Regions from separate parts of the Homo sapiens genome. Here all the other regions are linked to region 1. A link is a loop called in an ENCODE intact Hi-C map of the cell type or tissue named here. Cell type or tissue: heart left ventricle. All regions are shown on one strand.

What was found. Peaks named below come from ENCODE experiments on the same cell type or tissue, not always from the same donor. Only the 100,000 strongest peaks of a DNase experiment are listed, where the experiment ranks them.
Region 2: a loop joins it to region 1, with 2.5 times the contacts of the local background. A loop is called at or near these places in 8 of 110 quality-filtered maps.
Region 3: a loop joins it to region 1, with 2.3 times the contacts of the local background. A loop is called at or near these places in 3 of 110 quality-filtered maps.

Annotation. Positions count from the first base shown.
Region 1 is chr7:46,599,205-46,607,204 of GRCh38, reverse strand. No RefSeq gene overlaps it. Among named protein-coding and RNA genes, the nearest start is that of IGFBP3, 680 kb to the right of the region's middle. In heart left ventricle, no CTCF peak of the experiment used is centred here; a DNase peak (open chromatin) is centred at 3,204; H3K27ac peaks cover 1,941 bases.
Region 2 is chr7:46,748,280-46,756,279 of GRCh38, reverse strand. No RefSeq gene overlaps it. Among named protein-coding and RNA genes, the nearest start is that of SNORD151, 710 kb to the left of the region's middle. In heart left ventricle, no CTCF peak of the experiment used is centred here; no DNase peak of the experiment used is centred here.
Region 3 is chr7:47,035,889-47,043,888 of GRCh38, reverse strand. The region is part of intron 2 of LOC105375268 (a long non-coding RNA gene); the gene reads left to right. Among named protein-coding and RNA genes, the nearest start is that of SNORD151, 420 kb to the left of the region's middle. RefSeq lists an enhancer at 4,011-4,793. In heart left ventricle, no CTCF peak of the experiment used is centred here; a DNase peak (open chromatin) is centred at 4,751; H3K27ac peaks cover 2,517 bases.

The DNA.
Region 1 (8,000 bases):
GAGAGCAGAAAGATGGGGAGTGCAAGGGCTCAGAGAAAACAAAAATAAGCCATTCTCAGAACTAATTTATTTTAAACCAATCAATCAAAGTTTTCTGGAGCCCAACAAACCACCTATACCACATCCTGTGCATGATATTTTATTGCTAGATTTATGTGAATGGAATGAACACAGGGTCAGACTTAAAGAGTAAGGCCCTGTTGCAAGAAGCAGGATGCTCTTTGATTTCCTCCCAGGGTTTGAGCAGTGTTGCAGCACCACTGAGATTGATTGGGAGACAGGAGAGCTCCAAATAGCTTCAGAGCAGCTGTCAGCTTCAGTCTGTCTCTGCAAAGACTCACTCACAGAAAGAGAGAATTAGTATAGACGCTCCGTAGCTCTAATAGTTCATGTTTCCTACTTTGGAAATAATTGGTATTCATTGGAGAGAAATACGTAAGTAATGATGTGAGAAACTAAGCAATGTGAAAAGTGGTCCCCATTGAAGTATGCTCATGATAGTCAGCTCTACAGTATTTGATGAACCACACACTCTTATTTTATTGCTCTTCTTTTTCTTCATTCGGTCAGTATTCTGAGAATTTGCTATGTGCCAGGCACTGCTACAATTATTATACATACAAAAACAGTTAAGACATGGACTCTGACTTTAAAAATCTCATGGCCTGATGAGGAATGCCAATCAATAAGTAGATAATTACAGCACAGAGTGATCAATGGATGCCATAACAGAGAGGAGTGCAGACCACAGCAGGAGGAGAGGAAAGGCATCCCCTGACTTTGAAGGCCCTCTTCCTTAATATTTCTTGGTGTCAGCATCTGGTTCAAAATCTCTCTATCCTTCCTTGCCTATTTTTTCTTCCTTCAAAGATCATTGAATAACTTCATCTTAGAGTTTCATGAGATATATCCCCATTTTCTTTCTGTCTTTTTCAAAATGACCCATCCCATGGTCCTCATCTCTCAGGCCACGCTTGTAAGATAAGGCAGTGTCTGGTGGGAACATTTCTTAGGAGGTCAGAAAAACCAAGTAAGATGGGCTGGGTTGATTTCTCAGGAAGGCTGAAACCATAGAAAGACACTGTAGGAAAAAAAAGCTACAGTTGCATTTGGGGAAGTTGTGCAGAGCCAGGACTAGATAGAAATATGTTCCCCAGATTAGAAGTCAGGAGAAGTAGGTACAAATTGAAGTACAGAATGAGGTGTAGGTTTCAACAAGTGGTTCAGAACTGAGACCACAATGTTCAGCAGATGTAAAGGTTATGTCTTTTTTTTTTTTTTGGAGACAGAGTCTTACTCTGTCGGCCAGGCTGGAGTGCAGTGGCATGATCTTGGCTCACTGCAACCTCCACCTCCCAAGCTCAAGCAATTCTCCTGCTTCAGCCTCCCAAGCAGCTGGGATTACAGGCACGCACCACCATGCCCTGCTAATTTTTGTATTTTTAGTAGAGACAGGGTTTCATCATGTTGGCCAGGCTGGTCTCGAACTCCTGAACTCAGGTAATCCACCTGCCTCAGACTACCAAAGTGCTGGGATTACAGGCATGAGCCACCACACCTGGCCAAGGGTTATGTCTTTAAATGAAGTTGGCTGTCAGGTTGATGGGCGATGCTCCAAGACTAGGCAGAGTTTGGAAAAATGATAAGAGTTGTGCCATAAAGGATCATGTCCTGGTTGTTAGTCAGTTGTAGGTGTGGTTCCAGAGGTCATCCACAGAGGGGCTTCAGTTCTGATTCACCCTCTTGAATCCCATTCTGCTACTGAAACACTTTTAGCTGTAGGGTTGAAAAGGCACCAGGGTTCTCACAGGCACGAGGATAGCTGGACCTCGTCATGGTTCCCATGAAGATCCTGCTGATGACAGCTGTAGATAAAACCTGAGAGAAGTGGGGCCAGCCAGGACTGGTAGACTCTTCCACCTGTACACGGATATATTCCATTCATTCTCTCCATAGCTCCTGATTGCACAGGCATTTAAGGAAAGAATTGTGTTAATGAACTGAGACCTACATGCCATTAAAGTGTCCACTAAAATGGGCAAACCACTCACTGAATATATCAGGAAAAAGTATTATGGTCTATATTAGAAGACCTATTCAATAGGATAGTTTGAATTTTATTTATTAATTAAACAAACACTTATTGAGTACTTCTTATGTCTCTAATCATCTAAGGCATGGAGATACAGGAGTGAAGAAAATAACACAAAACAGGGGCTAGGGAAGACATATAGAAACATGAGTAAATTGTTATTATCTTCTGAGAAGTTTGATAGAACGGGTGTCATTTTGATTTTAGGGGATCAGCTTTTTGACTTCGGTGACTACCCCACAATCTCCCTCCTATTTCAGAATCACAGACTTGAGTGCCTCTTGAGGCTCCCCTTGTTCCCAAGGGCTTTATCCAAATACCCTGGTTGCAGAAGCTGTTTTAAGAAAGTTATACTAGTTTATACCTTCTAGCATATTCTTCTAGAAGTAGAAGACAACTGGCTATTTGCTTCCAATAGAGTTAGATTAAAATAAAATCTTGACTTTGGAATTACAGACCTCAGTTGGAAACCACGTTTCTTTTTCTTTTGGCAGCCACTTGACTTAGTTTCAGTTTTCTAATCTGTAAAATAAACATACTGTTAATAGGTATCTGGCTGCACTGCTATAAAGTTAAAATGCAGCAGCTAACATAAATACATTCTGTAAAATATAAATCACTAGTCAAAACAGGGCAACATTAACTGTCATAATTAATAATAGCTTGCCTAGTTATGTTATCTTTGAAAGAGGAAAAAAAGAGAGATGCTTCCTTGCAAAGGGAAGGGCCTCTACACACATTTCAGAAAACAGACGTTTCTAAGATCAGACATGGAGTGTATCTTTCAGCTCCCTGATAAACACAGCACAAGTAAGAACAAAGTGCCTTCCATGGCTCCTTATCTGCTGGCGGAAAATGTATGCTGATTGGTTAGGAAAGAAGTCTTAAATGTTTAAAGCCATCAGTCACATGTGTGTTATTTTTTAAAAATTAAAAACATGAAAAACATTAATTCAATGCATGTTTATAGAAAGTCTACTACCATTGTTTTTGTGCTAAAGTTTTAGAGAATATGACCCAGTTACTATTTTCAAGAACACACAGCCCCATGAGGGACAGAGCCATGTAAACAGTAGGAAGCACCGGCTGGCGGTCAGAGCTCTCCTGGGACTGGGTACGCAATGTTCTCAAGCCGCTGGCTGCTGACTAACGGGCTAGAAGGGACGAGGTTCGGGCTGCGAGGAAGGAAGGCATTCCCCAGAGCAAGGGCACGGATCCACGCCTGCTACTAGGCTACTGTTCTGTAGTCAGACCAGGCGATGCTGCTGTGTGGAAAGGGTGAGGGAGGATGGAGGTGAGGTCAAGGTCAGGAGATAGACTTGTGATTTTTATTTATAGGTCAGAGTTTCTCAATTACATTCTCATACTCAGAGATGGTACAGGCCCATGGGTGATGGGGAGGGGGCCAGCCTTGTGCACAGTGAATCACATAGGACCCCAGTCCTGTTTATAGACACCCAGAACAAACAAGTATTACTCATGACAATCTATCACATGTCATTCTCACAGTAAGTCTGTTGTCCTCTTGGTGTGCCGGTCCTTAGAATGAAACACGAATGTTAGGCCAAGAGACTGTGAGTACTTGAGATGTGAGGAGGGCATTCTTCCAAGAAGCTGGCTTCACAGTGTCCCTGGACCAGCAGCACAACATCACCCGGGAACTGTTAGAAATGCACATTCTCAGCTGGGCCTTTACCTACGGAGTTGTCAACCCTGGATGGGCCCTGCAGTGTGAGTTCTAGCAAGCCCACGGGGGACTCCAGTTCTTGCTCGACTTCGGGAACCTTTGTTGGCCTGGTGTCTCCAGCCTCAGACATCATAAGAATCACACAGAGTGCTTGGAAACAGGCCTGCCAAGGCAGAATCACCTTGCAGAGGCTGCAAATGTGGCTCCTTGACCCCAGATAATCCATTCCATCAGGCAAGAGGCCTTGACCAGGGAATACCTGGGAATTGTCCAGCAAGACATTTCATACTGCGATATCCACACCCCTCCCTGCAGATGCCCATTCAGAAGACAGGCTGGTGTGGACATGCGCAGCACCAAGCAGGACCCCACACAGGCCTTCTCTCTGGTTGGAGGAGGCCATATGCTAGCTGTGTAACCTTGGGGAAGGGGCTTAACCTCTGAAAGCTTGCTTTACTCTTCTGTAAAATAGTCACAATAACAGCAACTCCCTCCAGGGTTTTTATGAGAATGAAATGACTTCATGTGGGACAAATTCCTGGTACTTGCTGAGGATTCATAAACGTGAAACATTATCATCAACATTATAGCATTATATTACATAGCTCTGATTGGTGATCAAATAGGCCACATTTATCAAACCCCTATTACTCCCACTATGGCTGCTCCTGCTACTGTTACTGTGAGCCTTGTTGCTCCTGCTACTACTGTTACTGTTACCTACCAGTGCTACTATTGCTGCTAATACCACCACTGCTACTAGTACTACTAATACTGCCGCTATCACTACTGTAATACTATTGCTATTGCTGCTGCTAATGCTACCACTAATAGTGCTGCTGTTCCTGCTCCTGCTACCACCAGTACTACTAGAACTGCTGCTTCTGCTATTGCCATTCCTGCTCCTACTATTGCTACTGCTAATACTACTGCTACTGCAGCTAATACTGCCACTGCCACCACAACTACTACTAGTGCTATTGCTACTAATGCTGCTACTAATGCTAGCACTAATATCACTGCTACTACTGCCACTGCTACTACAGCTATGGCTGCTGACGCTACCATCACTATCACTATTACTACTACTGCTGCTGCTAATACTGCCATTGTTCCTACTGCTATTACTACTACTGCTGATGCTGCTACTGCTACTATTGCTACTCATAGTATTATTCTTTGCCAATAGCTGGCATGTGTTTTAGTAGAAAGAGGAAATACAACTGTAGAGAGAGATGGAGAGAGATAGGACTATGGAGTCAATTAGACCAGGAAGAAGTGGGGAGGCCTCCCTGCCAAGGAATGCATTTAACCAGGAAACAAGCAGAGGATTTTTGAGGAAGAGATAATAAACAGCACCAACAGGAGCACAAGAATGTGCTTAGAGGGCTCTTTCTCCGGGAAGGTGGTCACCTTTTATTTCCTCTCCTTTCTTCCCCTGGTCCTCACTTCTGGCTTTAGACTCTTACCAACCCACATGGATGAGCCGGGTGAGAGGTTTAGCCTGGCGTGCCATTTGCAGACTAAGCTGTCTGCGTGGATTCTATTTGAGAGTTCATTAATTTTGTGACATGATATTAAGGGTCCTTGTCATCCTAGTGGAGTCCATGGCCCCACTCAGGTTATGCTCTCTGTCTACTTGTGGCGAGAGTTTACCAAATACTAGGTGAAGTACAACAAAGGAAAGCAGGCATCCTTTTATCAAATTTACTGGGCACTACCGTTTGAATTTTAAAGAAATAAACATTTCATATGTATAAGCACCTAATAAAACATGGTATTAAGTTGTATTTTGCCAAATTGATTTACTGAGAAAAATTTAGAATTGATCATGGCAATGTTCGAAAATGTCTCTTTAACTACATGCCCTTTCATTTGGAAATATTTTCACTTTTAAAATCTTTGCTAATTTGGTGTTTAAAAATGAAGAGCAATTGTTACTTTCACTGGTTATTTTGCTTGCTGGAGAAGTTGGCTAGTTTTTCTTATGTTAATTGTTTCTCTTCTATGAAATGTTGATTCCTACGCTGTTCAGATGTGGATGCTTTGAAAGCGTGAGGAATCCAGGCTTGAAGTCAGAAACTTTTGTTTTGTCCCAGTTCCAAGATTTGGGGTCAAAAAAGGCAATATAATGTAACCCTGAATCTATTCCTAGCTCTAAGGATCACCTGAGTGGCATGTGCAGAGATGCTGAATAATTAGAATATCAAATACTTGGTCTAGAACATGAACTAGCTACAGGCCTGCCTTCCAGAAGCCCTTGGAGAAGATCAGTCAATGAGCAGATGAGCTGATTTCAGTGGGCCTGGGGGAACTGATGATGGAGGTCAGGCAAGGGTGGCTAGGGAAGCTCAGGGAGGGCTCACAGTGCTCACTCCTGGACCCTGGAAGGTATGTTTGACGTTTGCTTCTTTGTTCACTCATTGAGCAAGTCATTTATTAAAATAAATACCACAGATTTAGCTTCAGGACAAGATTTCCTTCAAGTTTCATACCTGTCTACTATAAAATCATTTTTCATAAATGTCACAAATTTATCCTCCTGCAGTTAGGTTTCTAAGACAAAAATGCAATGGTTGATGGTGTCTCCTTGACTTTTGATAAAAGTGATTCAAACATTTTTAAATAAAATCTCTGGGGGGTGGATCAGCAATCTTGGGCTTGTCTGTACAGCAGGAAGATGGGTAGGTTCCTCTCCAGCTGGTTTTTTAAGCAAGCAGATCGTAAGCGGATTGGATTTCACAATTGGAAGCATTCTGGAAGAGATATGGTGCATGTTTGTAAGAGTCACCAATCTTTTAGGTCACATGGCTGGCAAAGAAGCAGACACCACTGTTCTCTGTGAGCACATCTGGGAATGAGTTGCTTCACTCCTGGAGCTTCGTGTGTTTTCTTCTCCTTCATAAGAAGCTTTCAACATAACCTTGAGGGGCCAATAGCCGCTCTCCACTTCTCACAGCCCCTTTAGCGTCTGATTTTCCTGCACTGGAATCAGGGCCCCCAGCACATTTCTGGGAAGTGCACAGATCTAGATTCCAGGCCACCACCTGCTCCTCAGCAAGGATCACTTGGCTTCTTTCATTGTCTGTGAAGTCCGTTCCCTCCTATTTCCCAGCTGGGACGAGGATCAGCTCAGGTCTATAAACTGGGCAGCTCTTTTTGGGACATCTCCTTTAATCTCAGAGAAACTGTATGAATGAGGCATTGTTGTCCACATTTTACAGATGAGGAGACCCAGCCACTGAGGCTAGATCATCACCCAGGGTCACAGGGTGACCAACAGGGTACATGCCAGAGGCCGGCTGTCAATTACCCTATCCTGCGACTCCTCCCTACTTCCTTCCTGGTTCACAGCTCCCAGGAAAAGTGATGAGAGAAGCTAGGTAATGGGAAACAGAGATTTTCAGGCCCTCTCCTTTGGAGCTGACTCCCTTCCTACCTCCTTTTTCCTCTCTCTCTCTCTTCCTCCATGCCCAGCTCTTTCTCCTCTCTCTCTCTATCTTTCTCTCTGTATCCCTCTCTCTCTCTCCCTTTCTTTCTCTTTTTGTCTTTGTCTGTCTCTCTTTCTTTCTCTTTCTCTTTTTCTCCATCTTTCTAACCCCCTCTTGCTCTCCTATCTCTCTTCCTCTCTCTTCTCTCTGTATCCATCTTTCCCTCTCGCTCTATGCCTCTCTCTCTCTTCTGCTTCTGTCTCTGTCTCTCTCTCTTCCACTTTCCACCTTACACTCTCCTCCTGAACCCAAAGAACATCTCTGACTTTAGCTGCTATTTCCTCTGCCATTTTAAAGGTGATCTTTGTAGAATCACAGCTGCAGGGTTGTCTTCCTGCCCCCGCGGGGTGGACAGCAGACCAAGACCCCATAGGAGCACAAGGACTCGGTGAACCCGTCTGTCTCTGGGCTTTTGCATTTCTTCGTTCTGAGACTTGTTCTGTTTACTCTTCCCGTTGAGATTCTAGCCACAGTTTGACGGAACCGCAGCAGGAAAGTGGGCAGTGGACCATTGGATTTTCTTGTCTAGAATGTTCTATAACAGCAAGCAGCATTGATGAATTGAGTTTCACATGCCCTATTTTAGATCCTTTCTATGGGAATACTTAACATTAGATGAATGGGGTTTATTATCTTTGTATTACAGGTGAGGAAAAGGCCTTGCTTAGAAAATGACTCAGCCAGACCAAAGGGCCATTTAATGCCTGCCCTTCCTGAGAGAAGGCCAGAT
Region 2 (8,000 bases), 150 kb before region 1:
CCTTTCCTCTACTATGAAATTTTTTCACCTCACATTTAATAAAAATGAATCCAAATAAAGCATGCACTGAAATGGGGATATCCAGCTTTATAACACATGATTCTTATTCAGGATGAAATTAAAGTAAAAGTATTAAATGGTTACTGCTTGGAGTATTTCCTACATGTCAGGCCCTCTGCTACATGATTTATCTCTATCACTATTAATCTCCAAATGACAGTGCAGGTCAATAGTTTTATTCCTACTGTCGAAGATGAGTGTCACTAGATGTACAAATAAAAATAGAGACTGCCTGGTTAAATTTGAATTTTAGGTAAACAATAAATAATTCTTATATAAGAATGGGGACATCCTTATACTAAAACATTATTTGTTGCTTGTCTGAGATCTGGGTGCCCTGTATTTTATCTGGCAATCTTACACTCAAGGCCACAATTAGAACCACTTTGCCTGATACCATCCAGCTTATTTCAGTGAAAACTCAGAATCTGACCTGTGTTTGTCTGGTTCTAAAGCTTATTTTAAAATTTTTTTTCAGCCCATTTTCCTCTAAAAAGGAAATAGGTCAATGCAAATCAGAAACGGTGGTGGATAAAAAGGCCTGATTTTTAGAGAACACATTTTTTCTTTTTTTTTCTTTTTGCACCTCAGTGATTAAAATAATGTATGTTTTCAGTGTTCTGTCCTCAATGTTGAATACTGCCCAGGGGGCTTTACTCCCTTTTTTTCTCCATGTAGCCTATGAGATAAGTATCTTTCTCATTCAAAGTTAATTCCAGATGTCTCTTTCTTTACTCTTAAACTATGAAATAATATTATTCTTTTCCATTAGCCTTTGATGATTACATCAAAACAGTAGACTTTCTCAAGGTGAGGGATTCAGTATGAGGGTTGGCTGGCCTGGCTGTGACAGGATTGGTGTGCTGGGAATGTTTGCCCTTAAGGGGGTTGCGAGACTCTTGGCATGAGTCTGTGGGACCCACTTCCTTCCTGTCTTGCGCATGAAGTCATCCCATCCAGCGACTCTGGTTCTGTCTTCTGGATGAAGAAAAAGCAACAACAACACAACAACAATCTAGCCTTCTTCTAAATTTGAGTTTTGAATCCTTTATTTATTTATTTATTTTTAAATTTTAGTGTAATTTTATTTAACTAGATAAAGCCTTCTCAAGTGTAATTTCTTTCTTTTTTGCTATGTTTCTTCCGTGGCTCCGCATAGATTTCAGATGTTTCCAAGAAACTTTCTTTACTGAGGACAGGGTGGTGGGGACATAGGGATTTTGCCTTGTGTGTTTTGTGTAGTCCTGTCCTTTCAGCTGGCCTTGGTTTACCAGTGAAAACAGGGGCTTGGCATTTGTCTTATCCATGGCCTATATCCTTGCCTTACAGTCTTATCTTTAGGATGTGTCTCTATTTAAGCCCAAATTGATGTACTTTATTCATTTGGTTTATTCATGTTTCTTTTCTTCTCCAATAAATGTTTATTGAGCCTCTATTTGCCATTCCGTGCTATGTTTGATTATGGCTCAAGCTATGTCAAGGATTAGAAAGTGTCTTTTATGAAGCACAATCTGAGTAATGTGTTCCACAAGAGTTTATCCCTCCCAGTAACCCAGAAAGAGATATGTATTGTTATTTCCCTTTAAAGGTGATAAAAGCAAGGTCCACTGTCTCATGAGTAGCATTTACCAGTGCCAGAATGAAAGCCTGAGGGGAATGACTCAAAATCCTACTGTGTCTGTGGACTGAACTCACAGCCAGACACAAAGCAATGCTCCCAAAAGGAGAGAGAAGAAAAACAAACACCAAAAGAAGATTGATTGTTGTAATTCCTTTTTATCTTGCCAACAGAATCTTCACTGAGAAACCCAAGAGGCAGGAGGGGAGACAAAAGGGTTTGTTGTGTCTTTCTCCCTACACTGTCATGTTTCCTGCCTGAGTCCTATGAGGGGACACCACCATAGAGGCCCGGTGAGGCCAGCACCATGGTGTCAAAGTCTGCCTTGTGTACCTTTGCTCATGTCACCTCTTCTTTTCTCCACTTCCAAATTCTCTCTATCCACTTCTTGAACTCTTCTTTTTAGCCCAGTTTAGCCTCTCGTATGCAAGTCCCTTCCTCTGTCCCCATTGCCCCAAGGATCCATTGCCTTGACTTGCAAGCATCTTCTTGAATTTCCTGCTAATTTGAACTGAAGAGATGGAAATGCACCTTAAAGATTGGGTGGGAAGCCAGCCATGGCAATGTCTGATGCCCAGACTTGGGAGAGTGGTTGGGTGCTGTAGGAAAGAGGTGGTTCTCGGTCCCAGTGTCAGCTTGTGTTTGGAAATGTCTGCATCTTTTATGGTTTCACTACACTGGCCAGATTCTGACATCTGATCAGCACTCCTGTCTCTGACATCTGATCAGCACTCCTGTCTCTGTTAGTTCTGGTAGCGTCAGGGCTCCCAAGGGACTCTGACTTTTCATCTTCTGCTGGACAGTTAGTGTTCCCAGTTGTTGATCTATAATCCCACTCTTGACAAGAGAAATAATAAATAATTTCTGTATCACTAAACTGTGTAAAGAATATCAAATACTAGGTAAAATTTCCTTTAATAATTTTTTATCACCTGTGCTTTATCCTCACATAATTCTTTCCATTATTTTGCCATATTATTATATCTACATTTTTAAAGGTACTACGCAATTCCTATTTTTCAGGTGAAGAAACTGGAACTTAGAGAAAATGGGTAAGGCAGCAGCACTGGGTTTTGAATCCAGACTGTCTGATTTCAGAACCTTATATCCTAACTACAAGAAAATGTATTTACTTTGTCTCGTTTGCCTATCCCAGAAGCTTCCAACTTGGAAATTTTTGGAAACTATCGTATTATAGCATTCACTGCCCTTCTCACCCAAGCAATAATTGTTTCATTGTCACGTGTGTGTAAACCAATGTGAGGCTCATTTTCCTAATTTGCAAAGTGGGATAAGAATACAGATTCTGCAGGGTTACTTTGAGTCAGAAGTTAAAAGTAAGTGAACGTGCTGTTGGAACTGTGAGTACAGACAGAGCTATGCACCCATAAATAGTGAAATACCAGATCTTTCTGCACTCAAACATTACCCATGTTGATTTATAAAAAAGAAACAATGATTTCACCCTGCTCGATCACTGCCAGGCTTGATGGGATGGTAGATAAAAAGAAAAAATAATGAAGTGTAGGAAATATGCACTTCCTCTTTATGGTTATTAATTTGTTTTTGTTTTTTTTTTCTTTCTGTGCAGACTCTTCAATTGTGAGTCAGATCATAAATCATTGCTTCACTTGTGGGTTTTGGTGGAGTCAGAGTAGATGACTTGAGAGTCTATTTGCAACATCTTTTCCCTTTACCTGGCTCTGCTGGACTTCAAAAGCCTATTTTTATGTGCAGGGTAGAATATGGAGCTGGAACACTAGGTATTCCCGGCTTATTTTTGACATCAAGCCTCTCGTTGGAAAAACCAGCAATTATTAAGAGGTTTCAGTACATTTTAAAAGCATATAAAATCAAAGTTATTCAATACTGAATCTAGGGACAACAATGTATTTGGAGATTTATTACCTCCCAACACATATCTTTTAGTTTACCTTTTTTATCCCAAATGAATTTAATTTAAAATATAATCATTATAATTATACTATATAAGAATATGAACCATGCTGCCTTGGATCAAGCAAGGTTTCAGCATTGGACATCTTCCAAGAGACTCTGAGTCAGGCACGTTCAAGATGTTCTGCAGATGCATCTCACAGGTTGATCCAGCATGCAGAGGTGCTTTAAAAAGATAACTGAGTCAGCTGGGCACAGTGGCTCACACCTGTAATCCCAGCACTTTGGGGAGGCCGAGGCAGGCGGATCACGAGGTCAAGAGATCGAGACCATCCTGACCAACATGATGAAACCCCCATCTCTACTAAAAACACAAAAATTAGCTGGGCGTGGTGGCACATGCCTGTAGTCCCAGCTACTCAGGATGCTGAGACAGGAGAATCGCTTGAACCCGGAGGCGGAGGTTGCAGTGAGCTGAGCTCGTGCCACTGCCCTCCAGCCTGGCGACAGAGTGAGACTCCATCTAAAAAAAAAAAAAACAGATAACTGAGTCATGGTGCTGTACAGCCAACATAATCAAAATGTGGGCCTTCAGCACTGAATCCATTTGGCCTTACTCAAGCCTCAGCTTTCAACCCCTTGTCTTCACCACATGTTTCCCACATACCAATTCACTCTCAAAACTTACTTCACCAGGCATGACTGACCTCTTTGGGACTTAGCATCTCAACAGTGTATTCCATTTCCTCTCTGTGATTTCTGTCATCATTCAGGCTTGAGTGACTTCTCATTACAAAATCTACTGTAGGCCATGGCCTTCACTCCTGCGTGGATGTCTCTCTGTTAGATGACCAGGGTCTTAAGCAGATGACCCACACTGACTTAGGGAGCCTGTGATTCTAAAATCAGCTGCATGATTAACTCCCGTGCTTTGACTTAGATGCAGGAGACTTTTCTTTCCAAGAGAAAGAGCAATTGCTCTAGGGAGAGTGGGAAGCCTACCTCTTCCACGGGCTAGCTGAGTGACATTGGTAACTTACTTGACATTTCTGGGACATGATTACCTAATCTGCAAAATAATATTCATTACACCTATAATCTAAGGTTGCGTAAAGATTAAATTAACTTGCTCATACTAAGTGACAGCTCTAACAGATGCTTAACAAATTTCAACACGTCTTCCTCCTTTGTAGAATATTTTGTATCACTTTTTTGGCATTTTACATGCAATGCATCATGGTTAATTATTGGGGTTGTAAATCCTTTGCAAAAAAGAATCAGGTTTTATATTTTTTAATGTACTCTTGAGTGTATTCCAACCTCTTTCTCATATATTATAAATACTCAATGATTTCCAAATAGACATGTAAAGGAAATTACTGTTCTCTTTTTCTGTGCTCAGTGGAAATATGCTCCACCTGTGTCTCCTTTTCATCCCCTTTAAAACTCTTCATCGTGTGGCTGCAGATTCACTACCGTCTTCCAATTTATCCAGTTTACCTGGTGCTGCGTGGCCTGTGCTGTCTTCCCATGACAGCTCTGGTTCCCATCCTGACTCCTCCTTCCCTTGTGCCCACAGCCAAGTCTGATGGGCATGGGAGAAAGCACAAGGGAGGACGTGTTCTGGGGTGGTATTCCAGAGAGCAGGAGAATCCTGTGGACTCTCTCTGCATTATGCTACACGGATTGCCATTTTGCTCCTCAGGTACCTGAGTAAAGATTGCCATTTGTAAGGGAACAAGCTTCCTGAGTGTTCCCAGCTGCAGTAATATTTAGCCTCAGCAATCTCCAGAACAGTACACAGAGCGAGGCCCCAGCTGCGGGAGCCCTGAAGACGCCTGAGTGAAGGGGCTCTCTTCTCAGCAACATCAGTCAAGGCCAAAGGGAGACCAGCGAGCCTCCTCTTGTTCCACAGGGCCCCTGCACTCCCTTGGACACATTCCTCCTCAGGAGTAGGAGTCTGTGTCTTAAAGCATGAGCCAGGCGACAGTAACACAGACCATGCCCCACTGCATCGTGCATGAATGTTTTGTCTCATGCCATGTGACACAGGGAAGGGTGCAGGCCTTAGTGTCAGCTCTGTAGAGTTCTGCTTTCACTCTAAAGACTGTTATTTCCCTCCTATTTTATCTCCTCATCTGCTAAAATGAGGCCAATTGCAGTCTGTCTAATCTTCCTTCGCCTCCTCCACAAGCTACAGTCCCCTTTCTCATGTGACTTCCATTGCATTAAGTGTTGTTTACATATCTTTCTCCCTAAGAAGGCCTTATGCTCCTCTATGGTAGAAATAGTCCTCATTCCCCTCATGGTCCCTGGGCCCAGGCTAGCTCCAGATCCACAGCAGGCAGGCAGTGTGCTAGCCCCATGTCTTTTTCCTTTCCTTGCCTCTACCCACCAAGGGAAAAACACAGCCTTTGCACGCTTATTAAAGGCTGGCTTTCCAGAATATTACCACCACAGCTGGGGATAAGAAGAAGCTGATTTTTTTTTACCATAGGAAGGAAAACCCACTGATACAGTTTGGTATTTGTCCCCACCCAAGTCTCATGTTGAATTATAATCCTCAGTATTGGAGGTGGGGCCCGGTAGGAGGTATTTGGCTCATGGGGGTGATCCCTCATGGTCTGGTGCTGTCCTCAGATAGTGAGTGAGTTACCATGAGATCTGATTGCTGTAAAGTGTGGTGCCTCCCCTGTGAGCGATGCCTGCTCTTACTTTGCCTTCCACCATCAGTATAAGCTCCTGGAGGCCTCCCCAGAAGCTGACCAGATGTCGGTGCCATGCTTCCTACACAACCTGCAGAACTATGAGCCAACTGAACCTGTTATTTATAAATTACCCAGTCTCAGGTATTTATTTATAGCAAGAATGGCCTAACACTCCCACTTCAACAGAGTCTTGTTACATCTCAGAGGGAGAGGGCAAAGTCAGGATATTTATTGAGACTTTACAGTCTCGTCACATTTTTGTTGGTGTCTCCTGTTCCTTCTGCAGGGATGTCCTTCTCAACTGGATCCTCACCCTTCTCTGTGGAGTGTGGGATACACCCTGCTCCCACCATATTCTCCCATTTGTTTATGTTTGGGTTGAAAAATAGGCATGAGAAATATGAGTTCTTCTTGTAGTTCAATTAAGAAAAGAAGTCTTCCCTAGATGTAAACTCCTGATGGAGGGCTCCTGCCTCATCCCTGCCATCCCTATGCCTCAAAGACACTACAGTTAACCACTCAGTCATGACTTAATGTGGTTAAAAGCCCCTAAAGACACAGATTTCAAATTGGGATGGTCAAAGAAGAGTCAGTTCTAAAACATCTTTTCCCAAAGGATGGTTCTGATTGGTTTGGCCAGCACTATCTCCCTAATGAGACTTGATTCTTTTCTTTGAGACAGATGTATTCTCACTCAAGGAGGTAAAATACAATAGTCACTGCCTTCAAAGATATAATATTCCTTCATGTGATGAATTCATATTACCTGGGCAGCCCTTATGCCACTTTTAAACTTTTAGCTTGGATTGAAATTGCAGGAAAGGCACAAGTCAATTTGAGAAACTATGACTCTGTTAGGGTTCAGAATACTGAGGACCCCATCATCTTCACTTATTTAGTCATTCAAAAGACATTTGATGAATGTCAGTAATGTGCCAGGAACTATTCTTGGGTGTAGAGATGCAGCAAAGAACAAAGAGAGTCAGATAATACATTTTAAACATGGAAATGTATATATTTTTTCAGATAACAGTGAAAGCTTTGGCAAAAAGAAAAACAGGCTTAAGTGCAGGAAGTGCTGAGCCTGAGGTGGTGGCTGTTTTTTCAGGGTGGTTAGAGGTGTTTTTATTTCTAGGTTGACATTTGAGCAGCCATCTGGGAGGAGAAGTAAACGTGATTCAGGAGAAGATAGAAGTGAGGGCAAAGACCCTGAAGCAGGGGGCTCTTAAGGGGGTGCTGGTACACCAACAGCCAAGAGGGGGTGTCTGGATGAGATGGAGTTGCAGAGGAAATTAGATAGTGCAGGGGGGTCTTTAGGTGATCTGGGCCCCAAATGCCAAGAATGCAAGGTAAGTAGGAGACCATAAGTTCCTCTCCATCTCTGAAATTCTAACATGCTTTATTTTTATTCATTCCTGATCATACAAAATCAACACAGTTAAACACACCAGCTCCTTTGGGATTATCCACATGGATATTAGCTTTCCAGGTTCAGTACTAAGTGTGAAAAACAAAAGCTTTCTTTAGTAGAAAAGATGTCATGTGGGCATAAATTTTCATGCAAATTCACAAAGGCTGATTGTCAATTTAGGCCTTAAAACCACAATACTGCAACACAGTTCTATTCACTTTTTCCACGGAAACCATACAAAATTGTATACAAGTACTTCTCGTCTAAATGAATGCTCTTTGTAATAAACTCCACTTCGGGAATTCAG
Region 3 (8,000 bases), 440 kb before region 1:
GTTTGCTCCTTCTCTCAACAAAGATTCATGGGACCCGTCTTTGGAAGAGTGCAGGGTGCGTGGCCTGGAGGGCACATCAGTGGACAAGCACAGCCTTTCTACCGTAGGTCCAGTGAAGAAGAAAGTGCACAGGTGGCATCAGCGTAATGCACCTTAGGTCCAGGCGGGCACCAACACCAGAGGATGGGGCACATCTGACAGGATTTGGATAGGAAGAAAACTTGCTTTGTCCTGGGAATAACTCAAAGTGACTCCTTTATCATTCACAAATATTTTACATTGCTGTGACTCCTCCTACAACTGTATTCATATTCTCCCACGAATAATGCATGCTCTCTGGTTTCCTTGTTGCAGTTAGGGAGTGACTCTACTGAACTCTTCTATGCACTCAGATGTAGATTGCAGCAGCCTCTCCTGCCATCCCTCTGGTGTCTCCAACAAGCTCTTTGAGAATCCTAGTGGCCAATGGGTCACACACTTGACAGTCTCAAAAAACATGTTGCTTACGGCAACCTTGTTGCAACTTGAATATGCAAGAGGTTTTTAGGTGGTTGGGATACAATTAACTTCCTAAGCAGAACTAGGAGAATTGCTCAGGAAAGAAGTAACTGTGACAATCATTTTAGTTATCCACTCTTGGCCTCTTTTCTTCAGCCACATTTAATTTTTCTTCCCAGACAGGGTGGGAAAAAAGATGCTTTTATTCCTTGCTGCTATGACTAAAATAACAACAGATTTCTGTGAAAGATAAAGAAAGGAATGGACTTCCATTTAGCTCCACTCTGAGCCACTTCAAACCTTCTATGCTTTAATGCTCACCATAACCCTGTATAGTAAGTCCCATAGTCCATTTACCTAGATGAGAAACTGGGGATACAGCCACCTCATCCTGGTAATGGTGCTCAGGACAGGTCAGTCCTCCAAGTCCTCCACACCAGGGACCTGCTCGTTCTGGACAAACAGGGGTGGCCTGTAGGATGGCTTGCAATGCAGTGACTAAAGAGGCTAAGGTCTAATTTTCCGGGTTGGGGACTGCTGTTCTGCATCACCCAGATGTGATTCTGACCAAGCAGGTTCATGAGCCCAGTGATTCAGGGCTCAGCTGGTAACAGGGAAGCAGGAGGCCAAGAGTTTCTGTGAGTTCTTAAATACCCTGTAGTTAAGTCTGTGAGGGAAAATCACTTCAGGAAACTCACCAGATCATCTGCCGGTGGACTGTGTTCTGGCATGTCCATGTTGGGACCCATGCTGGATGCCTCCTCATGCTGCGGCCCAGGGAAGCTCAACTCCCTTGTGCTCTACACTTTGCCTCTCTAGCCTTCTCTTTCCTCCTGTCCTGGATGTGTCACTTACCACACTGGTTCCTCCCTCCATGTTCCTAACTGGGGACTTGTGGACTATGACCAGTGGTGCTCTTTGAGCTAAAGCCTGTTCTGTAGCTCCTGCTCTGACAGTCCCCTGACATCGCAGCCCCACAGAAGTTCTCAGGCTCCCAGTACCCTCAGGAAGCCCCTCAAGATGCTGCTCCCCATCCTTCCCTGCAGCCCAAATGATAGAGTCTACACCCTTCCTGGGTGTGCTGATCCCTCGGCCACCTGTCCTCATCCATTGCTGTTTAAACCTTCCTGTCAATCCTCAGCTCATGAGGTCACTCCTCATGAAGTTCATGGTCGCTCTCCATGAACTTCTGTAGGCAATTTTTCTTGTCACATTCTCCAGTCTTTGAAAACCCACCATTTGGGTTTGGGGTCTTTCAGGGAATATTCTCTGACTCTGAAAACTTGAAGAGACTGTGATGCTGGTAAGTACTGTGAATGCCCTTCCGTCATGGGGTATGGCTATGTGGCAAACTTCTCACAAGACCGTAATCTTGAGTGGAAGAGGTATGTCTGCAACACTTCCTTGAATTCTTTCTTAAGGTGCAAAGTGGCTTGCATGACATAGATTATCAGTAAATCTTTCTCGACTGCTTGACTCTACTTTAATGCATTTAAACCCTACTGAATATATATTAATATTGTAAACACAAAAGCATTCTCATTTGAAAATTATAGGAATTGCATTTGGGAGAATGCAGGAAATGAAGTGTCAGTGTACTGACGAGAATAGTCAAACAATATTAGAAACAATGAAATCAATGATTAATCAGTGTTTATTATGATGTATCTAGGATCCCCCAAAGTGACCATGTTCTTTCATCCAGCAACTTAGGTACTAAAGAAGAAATAGTTTAAAAACCTTTGTGCAAGAGATGTTATTTCTGCACTTTAAAGAAATATTGGCCAGAGAAATACTTCAAGTTCCAATTGTAGAAAAAGGTGTCATTGGAATTGTGATTTTTCCAAACTATGAAATATTATTATTTTGGGTATTGCATTTATTATTGCAGATGTTGAAATGACAATCGTGAAAAGCATTATAATATATAAAATAATGCTTTTGCTAGAACTTTAGGTTTAAAAACATAGGTTCATAAGGTAATTCAACACATCTAGCTCTACGTCTCTATCTCCAAACATCCAGTCATTTATATTATTTATATTTGTGTGTGTGTGCATGTTAGCAGTTGCGAATCTGTATGAGTCTGCAGCAATCTCAATTCTTGCCTCCTCAGAAAAAAGAATTCAACTTAAGGGGCATAAGGCAGAGTTAGAGACCCAGGCAAGTTTTAGAGCAAGAGTGAAAGTTTACTAAAAAGTTTTAGAGCTGGAACGGAAGGAAGTACCCTTGGAAGAGGGCCAAGTGGATGACTTGAGAGATTTAAAAGCATGGTTTGACCTTTGACTTGGGGTCTTATATGTTAGCAATTCTTCTGGGGTTGCATTACTTCTCCCCTGATTCTTCCCCTGCGTGGACTGTCTGCACGTGCAGTGGCCTGCCAGCACTTGGGAGGGGGCGCATGTGCAGTGTGTTTACTGAAGTTATGCACATGCTCACTTGAGGCGTCTTTCCCTCACCAGTCGAGAGTTCCCAGAGGAAGGTCATATTCCAGTTAAAGTCTGCCATTCTGCCTCTTAATGCACATGCTTGAGCACGCTCGCCCAACTCCTGAGATCTTATCGGGAAGCTGCTGATCACCTGTTTCAGGTGTTTTCTATCTATTAGGAGACTGCCTTTCCCTGGCATTGGCTTCGACCAATTGTTATTTTAGAGAAACAGTTTTAACAACCACAGAGCATTGGCTTCGGCCAATTATGATTTTAGAAAGATAGTTTAACAACCGCCTATCACCTGACATTCCTGGTGGGTGGTGGTGGGGGGCCTCTCCTGCCCTTCTCATGCCTAACTACCTTCTGTAAGGAGCATATATACACAGATGACACTGACAACACACGTATATGCATATCCCCAGTTATACATAGCAAGTAATTTATAACTAACTAGCTACCCAGAGATATATTGTCATTTATATGCATATACCCATGCACATATATATATATATCTAATCTGTTTGTATATCGGTTGTCTATCTATATATCTGTCTATATAACTGCATTAAAAAACTCACCAAAAAGTTAATAGTGGTTGTGTTTAGAAAAAGGCCTATATGGAACTAATTTTTTTTCTTTTATACTATGTGTCTCCTAAATTTGCTCTTATGAGCATGCATTACTTTTTGTTTTAAATAAAAACAATGTATTTTTTTTCAAAAGCACTTTGTCCACCATTTCACATTTATGACCCTTAAGACTTTCTAAAAGTTGGACTGCAATTTAAATAAAAATAGCCACAGCCAAGACAATGGGCATTTTTCCTCTCTGGCAACCACACAATGAGAATGCATTTGATACACAGCCCAGAACATTCCGAGTGAACTAACAGCAGGAAACACACTCAAGCTGAGATCATTAAAAGTTACTAGATGACAATTTGTTCTAAGTTTTGAAAATTAACCCAGCAAATATGATTTGGCCACAAGAGGAAAATATCAAAAAATCACCTAAACCCAGCTCTTCCAATGTTGAACAATCTTTTGCTGTTGTTTGAATATAGCCCAGATGTCTGCATTTTGTTCTTATGTGACTTTACAGAGGGCCCCAGTCATAGCAAAGAAGTTCCTACAGCTCGCTGAGAGCTGGGTGCACCCCAGGTGCCCTGCTGGGTATTTTTAATGTGGTGTTCTTATTATCATAGCAATCTTGCCACACAATACAGGTGTTGTTTTCTTCTTTTATAAAAGAGAAAGCTGAGGTAGACTGATGCTAAGTAACTTCTGAGAGGGTTGTGGTGACAAATGAAAGAATGAAGGTAAAATGCCCATTTCAATGCCTGGGGCATGGTAAACATTTAACAATGTTAACTGGTGTAATTAACAAAGGCAACATTCTTGGTGGGTCATGCCTGCGAGGGACCTTTCCACAACAGAGCCCTGAGATGCGAGATGTGTGGTCAGCAGGGCTCCTGAGCAGGGATTCCCACAGATATAATTTACTTCTTTGAGGCTAGGGGCCATGTGAATGGGAGCCGAGTTCCTACCTGTTCTCCATGGTGGCTGCTTTAAGACAAAGGCCAGCGAGAATCTGATATTGGGGAAAGAGCTTTCACATCAGGAAAGGAGTTAGCAGGCAGAAAGGCAGAATGATTTCTCACTTGGAAAAAGTAAACAAGAACTACAGGACACCATGAGTTCCTGGGAGGGAAAAGGGTTGGAACTACAGATGTGCAATAAAGACCCAAACACCCACTGAGTGCGACTTCTAGCCTTCCAGAAAGCTTCATGTTCATGATGATGTCCCCTGGGGCCACCCGTGGCTGGCTCAGCCTCTGTTCCTGATTTCCTTTTCATTGCTCTCAGGCTCTCTGTCCTCAACACAAATCCACATCTCACCCACTCTGTGCTCAGGTAGGAAAGCACCAAAGGAGATTGAAATAGTCTACTTAAATCTAGTGTCTGTTGCTGATGTTCTTTCCAGAATATTTTCCCATTCTGATCTACGCAGCAAGTCATAATGAAAAGGTGGCATGTGTCCATCTTCCTCAACTTGACCTAGAGTTTGGAGAACGGTAGCCCAGGGATTTACGTAACCTGTAGGCGGCTCACGGCGAATCCACCCTGCTTCTTTGTGCAGATTACAGCAAGCATCCCCCTGGGGAAGCACAGCACTGCAGGCAGGTGCTTCCTCCTCAAGGCAGACCTACCCTGCCCCAGCAAAGAAGCTTGAATTTTAGCTCTCTCTCCTCTCTTTGGCCAGACACCCTGAACAAAAACAGTGCACAGCCTATGCAACTGTACATACTGACCTTAGGTGGTAGAAGCCTGAATTATTAAAAGAAGCAGGATGAATTTATGTGAATAATAACAAACATTTTTAAAAGAGACTGAGGGAAAGTATTCCTGGATGTTTCAAGAAACCTGAAGCAGATTAACTTTTTCCACCTAAACATGTTGCTGACCAAGTAACACAACACATGATCTTAAAGATAAATGGACCCCCACTGGCCCTCCTGATTAATTCACATATTCATTCCACATTCACCTACTGTCTGCCTGGCCCTGTGCTGGCATTGAGGATTCAGGGACCAATGTGGCAGCCGCTGTACTTGTGAAGCATCTCACTTAACCTGGGGCCCATGGACATGACATCTAAGGACATGTATGTGAGTAAGAGTGAGTGCGTGTATGTGTGTGTGTGCATTTTCCAAGAATGGAAAGATTTCAGGAGATTTTAAAGAGATAAGAGGGACAGGGGAAGGTAATTAACCCTATGAGTTCAACAACAAAACTGACATCCAGATGAGCCCACAGAGTAAAAACAGAGCAGGAAAACAATTTGGCACACAATGTTATCTTTCTTGTTCCCATCCCTTGTGGTAACTTTTCTTTTGCTAATAGAATAGAAGAAAAAGATGGAAAGAGTCAGAAAGAACAGAAACATTGATATTCAACCATTTGAAACAAGAAAGAAACTCTAAGCACAGAAGGCAAAGAGGTGAGGGTGGAAGAAATGTTATAAAGCAAACGGCATGGAGTATAGCACACATGCACTTACACACACCCACATGACTGCACAGAACGAAAAAGGCGTGTAATACCTCCTTCCCATGGCTTAGCACATGTATATATGTGCATGCACATGTACAGAAAGAAAGCACGTGGCACACACTCGGTATGTCTTAGTACATAATTACATGCATGCACACACTGAGAAAAAAGGCATGAAGCACCCCACACATATGCACACACACACATATGTCTACATAGAAAGGGGAGAGCATGCACACAGCCCTTCTTGTTGCATTTTACACACATGTACACAAACACGGGGAAAGGTTCATAGTCGGTTTAGGAAATCATTGATGATAAAGGTTATTTGTTTTATTTCAGTTAAATAGATTAACTAGTTAAATATATTTCTTTACTGTGGGATTTCTCCAGTCCTTTAATATGCTAAAAGGAATTAACATATCTCAAGGAAAAGATATAATATATAGTTCATACTATGTCCAAAGGGTATTATTTTTTAATTTTTAAAGCATCTCATAAGACTAGTATTTTGTGGGAGAATTAGAGGAGAGTGAGCTAGATGTGACGAGCCCAACCACCTATCCTGATTCGAAGGAATGGTGTCATAAATTGTGGTGCAGAGTGGCCAGGATCCTTCAAACTGTGCTTATCACGGCTGGAGGGGCCAAGGCTGGATTCTCTGGGGCCTACCACACATTACCAAAGTGTAGTAATGAGGTGAGGAACGAAGATGAGAAGACTGAGGAGTCAGGGTGAATGTGTGATGATGAGGATGTTGATGTTGACGATGACAACGATGATGATGAAGATGATGATGGCAATGGTGATAATGATGCTGCTGCTGATGACAGTGACGATGATTAGGAAAGGAATAATGATGACAATGACGGTGATGACAGCAGAATTGGTGCTACTAAGAGTAAGCATTCCTGAGCACAGACTGAAGTGAGACTGCATGGAGCAGCTCCTATGCTGATAAGCATGGTGCATGCTGCAGCTGCTATTATTGTTGCATGTTAGCTTCCACTCAAAGTACCTTGTAAGTGCTATGTGTCTAATATGCATAATCCCAAGGAAAATGCAACCACCTCACTCCTATTTAATAGGTGGGGAAACTGAGGCTTAAATGGTTTACTTTGACAAGTTTATCCAGTCACTAAGCAGTAGGGCCTCCAGTTAGTTCAATTGTGCTCTAACCCCAGGGCCATACCCTTTGATCACTCACTCATGGAAGAGTTTCTTTATGACAGACAGTGCTAAGTATTTACAAATATCAATCCTCACTACAGCCCTTTGCCAGGTGTGTTATTGTTCCTGGTTCATAGAGGAGAACATGAAGGCAGATATTGTTAGGCAACTAGCCTAAGCTCGTCCAGCTGATACAAGTCAGAGCCCATCATCAGAATCAAAGCTCTCCCATTAATAAACAGGAGCACATTTCAATATATGTGTTTGATTAAAGATTGGTGGCCCTTCTGTACTTCAGGGTCCAGCAGGGATGGATGACACAGCAAGTCAGGGGAAGTAGCACACAGTGTGTGAGTTCTGCAGAATGATGTATGGTTGGCCTCCAATGGGCACACGTAGGAAGCCTGGAGCCAACTATTGGGGAAGCTCTTAGATACCCTGTGCTCTGACTCATTCATGCATTTTGTTATTTCTTGAGCACAATATAAGGGGAAGGACAATCTAGGCAGAGAAAAGAGCGCATGTAAGGACTTAGGCACGTGAAAAATGACACAGTACTTGGTGAAGGGCAAGAAGTTAGAACCAAAAATTTTGAGGCCAGGGGGAAAGCGGAGGTGTGTAAGGTAGCAATACTGTGGTCATATGTTAAGGGCTTGTGAACCATGCTGGAAACAACCGGCCCTGTACCATGCAGAAGTTACCAGGGACTTCGTTTTGTCTTGTTTTAATTGCCTTGGGGTGTTGAAGGTTTGGAAATGGCTTGAGCCCGTTTGTTTCCTAGGATGACATACCTGGAGGTGTGTAGCGGTATATCCTGGGATATGAACAAATGCAGAGACAACACAAA